Regions from separate parts of the Homo sapiens genome. Here regions 2 and 3 are each linked to region 1. A link is a loop called in an ENCODE intact Hi-C map of the cell type or tissue named here. Cell type or tissue: Calu3. All regions are shown on one strand.

Evidence for each region. A loop is a pair of places that touch in the nucleus more often than their neighbours do. Peaks named below come from ENCODE experiments on the same cell type or tissue, not always from the same donor. Only the 100,000 strongest peaks of a DNase experiment are listed, where the experiment ranks them.
Region 2: it touches region 1 in a loop (2.9-fold over the local background); 16 of 110 quality-filtered maps call a loop at or near these places.
Region 3: it touches region 1 in a loop (6-fold over the local background); 19 of 110 quality-filtered maps call a loop at or near these places.

What each region holds. Positions count from the first base shown.
Region 1 is chr6:126,803,110-126,805,609 of GRCh38, reverse strand. No RefSeq gene overlaps it. Among named protein-coding and RNA genes, the nearest start is that of RSPO3, 310 kb to the left of the region's middle. In Calu3, no CTCF peak of the experiment used is centred here; a DNase peak (open chromatin) is centred at 1,179.
Region 2 is chr6:127,103,943-127,106,442 of GRCh38, reverse strand. The region is part of intron 4 of LOC105377989 (a long non-coding RNA gene); the gene reads left to right. Among named protein-coding and RNA genes, the nearest start is that of RSPO3, 13 kb to the left of the region's middle. In Calu3, no CTCF peak of the experiment used is centred here; no DNase peak of the experiment used is centred here.
Region 3 is chr6:127,068,800-127,071,299 of GRCh38, reverse strand. It overlaps LOC105377989 (a long non-coding RNA gene), which reads left to right. Exons shown (of 14, transcript XR_002956387.2): 5 at 214-288. Among named protein-coding and RNA genes, the nearest start is that of RSPO3, 49 kb to the left of the region's middle. In Calu3, CTCF peaks have their summits at 1,019 and 1,218 (motif pointing right); no DNase peak of the experiment used is centred here.

The sequences.
Region 1 (2,500 bases):
CATTAATTTGAGCATAGATAATGGACAACTGCTGAATTAACCAGAATCATTTAGGGTAATGGCATCCTAAAATAATAGAATCCATCAGCTTGGTTCAGCACCTACTATGTGTAATTTACTTTGGCAGTGGGAACTACCAATAAGCAGGGGAATGAGAGTAAGTAAAATGAGTATTGCCTCTAAACACCAGAATTCACACCTTAGTTTTTATATGCAGTTGGACTAGTTGCTTAACTTTCCTAGTCTTTAGCTTTTTCAGTGTGAAAGATGAAGAAAGCAGTACCATCCCTTCCATTTGTTGGGAGGATTAGGATAAAGTGAATTTTACATAGTGAGTGTTCAAAAGCTGATAGCGCTGCTGCTGTGCAAGATGAACTTATGTGGTTATTCAGGAGCTTACTGTCTATGTGAGGAAATCTAACAAACCCTAAAACAGACTTTTAAAATTAGAGATTGCACAGGAGAATAGATTGTAAAATATTAAATCAATTTCACAGCTAGGAGCATATATTTATAATTTTATGATTAGTAATAATTAAATTTTGTAAACTCAAATTCGCAATACACTTTTAGTATTCTTTTTTTAAAAATGTCAACTGAAAATATCTACTAAATTCATTATAAAATCTGGGTATTTATTTGTTATTGGCTGAAATTTTTATTTTGTTATGTTCATTACCATTTTAGTAATCTATTAATTACTGAATAATAAGGTAATAATAACATATGAAATTATGCTGATTCCTCAGAAACTGGGTCTGAGATTCTAACTCCAGCTACTAACTTTGCCATAACTAACTTTTTTTAGTGTTCTCTGAAATAAAAGTTCTGGGATAAATTTCTCCTCTATGTTTATCTATGAGAAATGATACTTCAAGCCGAACAAACTGTGTTCGTTCTCTCCCACACACAGAACATGAAACATTCTAAGTCTCTCCAGTGCGACTGATGATGCCAAGTTAGCCAGTGTTGGTCTGTTTTCTTTAAATGAGATGGCTGTGTGTGTGTTCATTTGAATAACATGTTGGCTACTGAAAGACTTTCAGCATCTATAGTTAATTAAAAAGGAAAGCACAAGTTTTAATTTCTTCTTGTACTCTTGTTACTAAAAATTTCTCTTCAGAATCTGAAGCTAAACCTTTCTTCTCTGACCCCAGCCTTGTTAGTGCTGCCACCTACAGGAAAATATGGTAGCAAAATAATGAGGCATTCATGTGAAACCCTGTAACCGAATGGACCTCCTCCATCTGCCCCTATACTAACCTCTGTAAGCCACTGCTAACACACACAAATAATAGTTGCACACATATGCATACATGCTCTCCAAATTTACTCGCTCAGGTGTTCCATTCCTGATGGTTTACAGTGACTTAACTCTACTAAGTCAGTATACTAAATTGTAATGGTCTATTCTCTCCTTTATGCCAGTCCCTGCATTTTAAAAAGTAAAAATTGGTAGTGTTTTGTCTGTCGTATGCCTGGATTGAATTTTTATGCCCACTAATATTCATACTGAAATGTCAGGCTGGACACTTGTGTTGTAATTACATAACATGAGGAGAAAAGTTGAGTGATGTGGTGAATGAAGTGTTGGCTTTTTGCCAGAGATGCAGGTTTCAATCTGACCTATAGTTCTAGACAATATGAATAGTCTTAGCCCGGTCCCTAGGGTCAGTGGTCTATGGCAGATAAACCTTTGAATGTAATTCAACACAGTAGGCAGTCCTGTGAGGTTGAAAGCTGGGACTGTGTTTGCAAAGAGGATTAAATACTTCCCCACTTAGACAGGGAGAGAGAAAGAGCGAGAAACTTTCTTGCTAAGACTTCAATTCATTGGAAACATTCACACCTGAGTTCTTTGTACCTGTTACAGAGAAGCAATGGTGCCCATTTTCAAAGCCAAGCTAAAAATGTCTATAATGATATTTTTGCTTTCTGCAGTTAATCTGGCTATACTTTCAGTAAAGAAGTAGGGCAATTTCCTCCCAAACCTTTAGGCCAACATCACCATCAAGAACATTTCATTTCCCCAGCTGTTGCCAAGGATGGGTCAGGAAGGTAAATGTGTCAACCCCACTCCCAGTATAGTCAAATTGGTTGTTGCTTCCTGGAGAGCTGTGTTGAGAAGGTTGAGGTAAAGCCTGGACTCAGCAGGAAATTGTGCCCTGATTAAAATAATGGCTGCCAGAGGTGAGATCCCCAGAGGTGGTTCTGCGTATATAACCTATTTGGCCATCTCTGGTCTACATGCTATAAAATTCGTTTCGAAAGAGTTCTTTTTAAAAAAATATTTTCCCCACTAGAGAAAAGTCTACAGGAAATATAGAAATATTGAAAATGATAATACAAGCTTAAATATATAACACATTTCCATCATATTTAGATAGGAAGGCAACAGTTACTGGCAGGGTGTTGAGTGAAAACAGGATTGTGGGTTTTATGCATTTAGATGAGTTGGGAATACTTGTAAGTAGGGCAGTATGGAACAAGGATACAGAAC
Region 2 (2,500 bases), 300 kb before region 1:
ATGGCAGTTTATGGCAGCATAAGTTTTCTGTACTGAAGTAAAATTTCAAAAGTAAATTGGAATCTTTGTCTAGAAACTGGAAAAACTTTTGATTTTTAAGAAAAAAAATCTAGTTTAATTGACTTATGAAATTCATAGAATTCTAGATCTGGATGTACTCTCAGAGATCGTTAGTATACATTATTTTATTTTGACTGAGACCTGAAAGATTAAGTGACATGCCCAAGGCACTACTGGCAATGCTGAGACTAAAACCCACTCCTCCTCATTACTAGGATTATATTTTATTGCACCACCATTCTGAATGCTGTTTTGTTCAGCGTTCAGTGTTTAATCAGTCATTCTACTTTAGAAATCCATATCCTTGTTTCGTACCAATGGAATCTGAGAACAACTCATTTATTCACCAATTCATTCATTCATTTACTCACATTAATTTAGCATTCCCTTGGTGCCTATCTTCTTTGGACATTGTCCTTAATCCTCATTGTTATTTCAGACTAAGAACACTTGATAAAGTTTAAAACAATTGTGAATGTATCCATTTCGTAGGGCAAAACACTTTAATTCTGATTCTTTTAATAATTCTTCTTTGACTTTCATATACTTCTTATTGCAAAGTTTAGGGTCAAGTAAGTTCTGAATGTAATAGAAAGAAGACATAATTTTTCTGCATTTATTTTGATTAAAAAACCTATATTTATTATTATAACTAGAGAACTCCTTATGGATTTGTTATACAAACTGACCCTAGGTTTTTTTTTCAGTCATACTTAAGGAAAAAAATAAACTGCTTAAAGTAATAAGGCAATGCATTTATATATTATCCTATATTGGCACTGCTGAAATTTATTCATTTCTTTCCAGATTGATGCAATGTATAAAAATCCCTTGGATTCTACTCCAACACTGCCATCAGTGAGCATGCTGAGTACCTACTATGTGGGCAGTAAACATAAATGTGTTAAATGTAGTGAGAATAACACCAAAGAAATAAAGGACCCAGGTCTCCAGGAGCACATAACTAAGTCATGAAGAAGACCTAAAGAAATATATTAGTAACAAAAATGCTATTCTATTTATGCCTTTATTACCAAAAAGGAATCACTCTTAAACTACCAAGAAAAGAGAAGAACTAAGTCAGTTTAGTTAAAATACCAGTCTTTGAAGACTTGAGTCAGGTAAGCCAGGTTTTGAAGCAAGTCTAAATCTGATAGAGATATAGGGAAAGAGCAATTAATATAGGGAGGCATTACTATTTAAGGAAAGGCTTGGGTAAGAAGTCTTCCTCTCTCTTTTGAGTGACCTCTCTCAATTGAATGACCCACTCTCTGCTTAGGTTCCTTCAGAAGGTTCAGCTTCACATTCAGCAGCATTTCCTGAGACCTCGTGTTCCAGGCCCTGTGCAAGGCACTGTGGCATGTTATCACATTTGTTTAACCAGTAGCTCTTCCCTCTAGATAGGTTGGCAGGTTATTCTCAACCTTTTCTTCCATGCTGTGCATCTTATTCACCCCTGGAATCTAAAATACATAAATAGTGTGTGTGTGTGTGTGTGTGTGTGTGTGTGTGTGTGTGGTGGGGAGGGAGGGTGAGTGAGTGATCAGTAGCTTTAGCTCTGTCTCCATTCCCCAAAATATTCACTTCAATAGGCCTTGCTACTTATAGGTAGTCCAGAGAGCAGAAGCACAGAGATCATCTGGGAGCTTGTTAGAAATGCAGAACATCAGGCCGGGTGCGGTGGCTCACGCCTGTAATCCCAGCACTTTGGGAGGCCGAGGTGGGTGGATCACCTGAGGTCAGGAGTTCGAGACCAGCCTGACCAACATGGAGAAACCCCGTCTCTACTAAAAAATACAAAAATTAGCCAGGAGTGGTGGCGCATGCCTGTAATCCCAGCTACTCGGGAGGCTGAGGCAGGAGAATTGCTTGAACCCAGGAGGCAAAGGTTGCAGTGAGCCGAGATCGTGCCATGGTGCTCCAGCCTGGGCAACCACAGTGAAACTCTGTCTCAAAAAAAAAAAAAAAAAAAGAAATGCAGAACATTAGGCCCCACCTCGGACCTGCTAATCACAATCTACTCAATCATTTTAACCATTATTTATCCAGGTGACTGAATGCATATTAAAGTTTGAGAACCCTTCATGATATAATCATATGAAAGAGCTTTTAACAGGACTATTGAGTAGGCTCAATTTCAACACAATTAAGTCAGAAAGTCTAGTGACTGGGGTATCTGTGTGGTTTAAACACTCTCCAGGAGATTATAGTGTGCACCCAAGGTTGGGGCACACTGCTCTGCTCTTTCCCAAAATGACATATAGATAAAAATTTCACAAATCCCTTGTAAACAAAGTAGATTTCAGAGTCTAGATTCAGAACCTATAGAATCAGAAATCATAATTTCCAGAAAAGAAAGCTGTTCATCTGTATATTTAACAAGCAACTCAGGCTCTATTTCTTTCATCTGGTGACCTTGTGGGAACTCATTTTTTCCTGT
Region 3 (2,500 bases), 270 kb before region 1:
TTTTGTTTTTGACAATGAAATTATATGAGAAAGATTCAACAATAGTTTCCTGTAGACTGGTGCTTGAAGAAAAAGTATACTTTCATTAGACGGAGAGTTAGAAAATGGCAAGTTTGTGTGGGTTTTTAAGGAGATACACAAAGACTGATAGCATTCATAGAATTTGTGGCTAACTTTACTTAAAATGTTTAACCTTTCTCTTTTCTTATACAGGTAACCTTCCACAGGCCCACACATGTGTTATCAGCCATACCTTAGGACAGAAGGAATGAGTTTGCAGAAAGGATGGTAAGTGTTTCTGAATAAATCGAGCATACAATAGGAGATACATGAGAAGGAGTAAATGGCCAGAGCAGTATATTTATAGACAAGGAATAGTACCCAAGATGGAATTATCTCTGTTGTGATATAAATGAAAATGTAAGAACATTATTGCAGACACAAACCTTCTCAATGAAAAGAAGTAGGTTGTGGAGAAGAGATACTGAGACATGCATTGGACTTATAAAGAGGACAGGGCCAGAAAGGCCAGAGCAGACACTAGTTCAAACAAAGGAAGAAAATGAAAATGAAGACCCGACCTGGAGAAAAATTTCATGAGTAGGCAGTATAATCAGAGATTGTTTCACACCCTTGATTACAAAGGAAGACAGACTAGCCAGGAAGCTAGACTATTGAGCTAGACAGACTAGGTCAATACAGAAACAATACTCAGTTACTAAGTTATTAAGAAGCAGATATTGCGATAATCTTCACATGGGTTATTATGTCTTTTCTTCACGAGAACCTCAATGTAGATATTACAATTGTGAAGGGCCATATAGTACATTGATATCCTCAATGTGGATATTACGATTATGAAGGGCCATATAGTACATTCCAATTTTATAGATGAGAAGAACTCTATGATATAGAAATGCTGAATAATTTGTCTAGAGTCATTCAGATAGTAAGTGGGAGATGAGAGGTTTGGATTTAAGAAGTCTGATATTTGCTGTATGCAAATATCCCAAAGGAGCATTAAATGCTCCAAACCCAAAATAAGAGCGCTCAGGTGTGTGACTGTTGGAGCTGAAATTAGATTCTGCTGGGGTTTACTTATTGCTCCTGCTGTCATTGATAAACCCTATTTCCAAAGGTTTAAATCTCCCAAGTCTCTTGAAGGTGGCAGGTAGCATATATCAAATCATATAGTTCCCATCCTAGCCACTAGGTGGTAGTTAATACTATCAACTCAAGAGTGTTTCCTGATACGGACAGGGTGGAAAAGGACAAAATGTTTGCAGTTTTCAGTGGTCAAACTAGGTGCTCTTTTTGTATAGTGGTGAGATGGCTAATTGCTTTTAAAAAGAAAAAAATAATGTTGAAGGGACAGATTCTCTCATTCTTAACATACTTATTGAGTGTCTATTGTGCTCTAGGCACTGGGATAGATGCTGGAAACAAAGGTAAGCAACAGAGTACGGTGAGACATATAAACACCTAACCAAGGTTGCATATCAGTGTGATGATTGGCTAAATAGAGATATATGCCAGATATAAAATTGAAGAGAAATACTGCAAAATGAGGTGTGTGTGTGTGTGCACACCTACATCTATAGTCAAAGAAATATTACAGAAAGTTTAGGAATGAAGAGACCAAGACCTAGGATAAAGACTTTGCCACTTATGCATTGGGATGCAGTAGCATCTATAGAACAGAACAGGGTTGTATCAATGATAACTATACTATCAGAGTATGAATTATGTACAGTTTCTTTATTTTTAATGGCAATGACTCAAATTATAATTGGTTACATCTGACCACTCTGTCACTTTGGAACTATATATTTGAAGATTTTATCTACTTATTATTTTAAAATAATCATCAATTCTACACTCATATGAACGAAAGACATCAAGCTTCTAATTAGAGGTTCTGGTCAGATGATATAATTAGTGTTAGTATAACTGTTTAGTAATAAATAAATAGAATGCAGCAAACTATATGTTGAATAAATAAAAATGGACTGATATTCTTAGTTTTGTGTATATACATATGTGTGTGTCTGCTAGCGAAAGATATTAACAACAACAAAAAATTTTGAATTTCAAGCTTGAATAAACTTGATTTTTCTCAACTTGTCATTTTTGTATTTTGGAAAGCCTACATTTGTGAAGCTGAATTTTGTGAGGTCAGATACAGTTTTTGTTCTTATTATGCCAATTAATGTTAAGATTGGTTTCATGCTTGTGGCTCAGAAAAATACCAGGGTTGATATTACCACCCATATTGGCCAACGTGAGAAAGCAGAATCCTCTGAGTTGGCTCTGAACCCAGTAGCATTGGAGAACATCCATGCATGGTTAACCCACTTGCCAGAGGCCCACTGGGAATAGTTAGAGTGAGATTTGCCCTTCGTGATGCTTGAAAGCCCTAATACTGAGTTCAAGAATATCCAGAACAGTCACCTATACACATGACAGTCAGGGTATTTATAGTAGAAAACCAGACATGAGC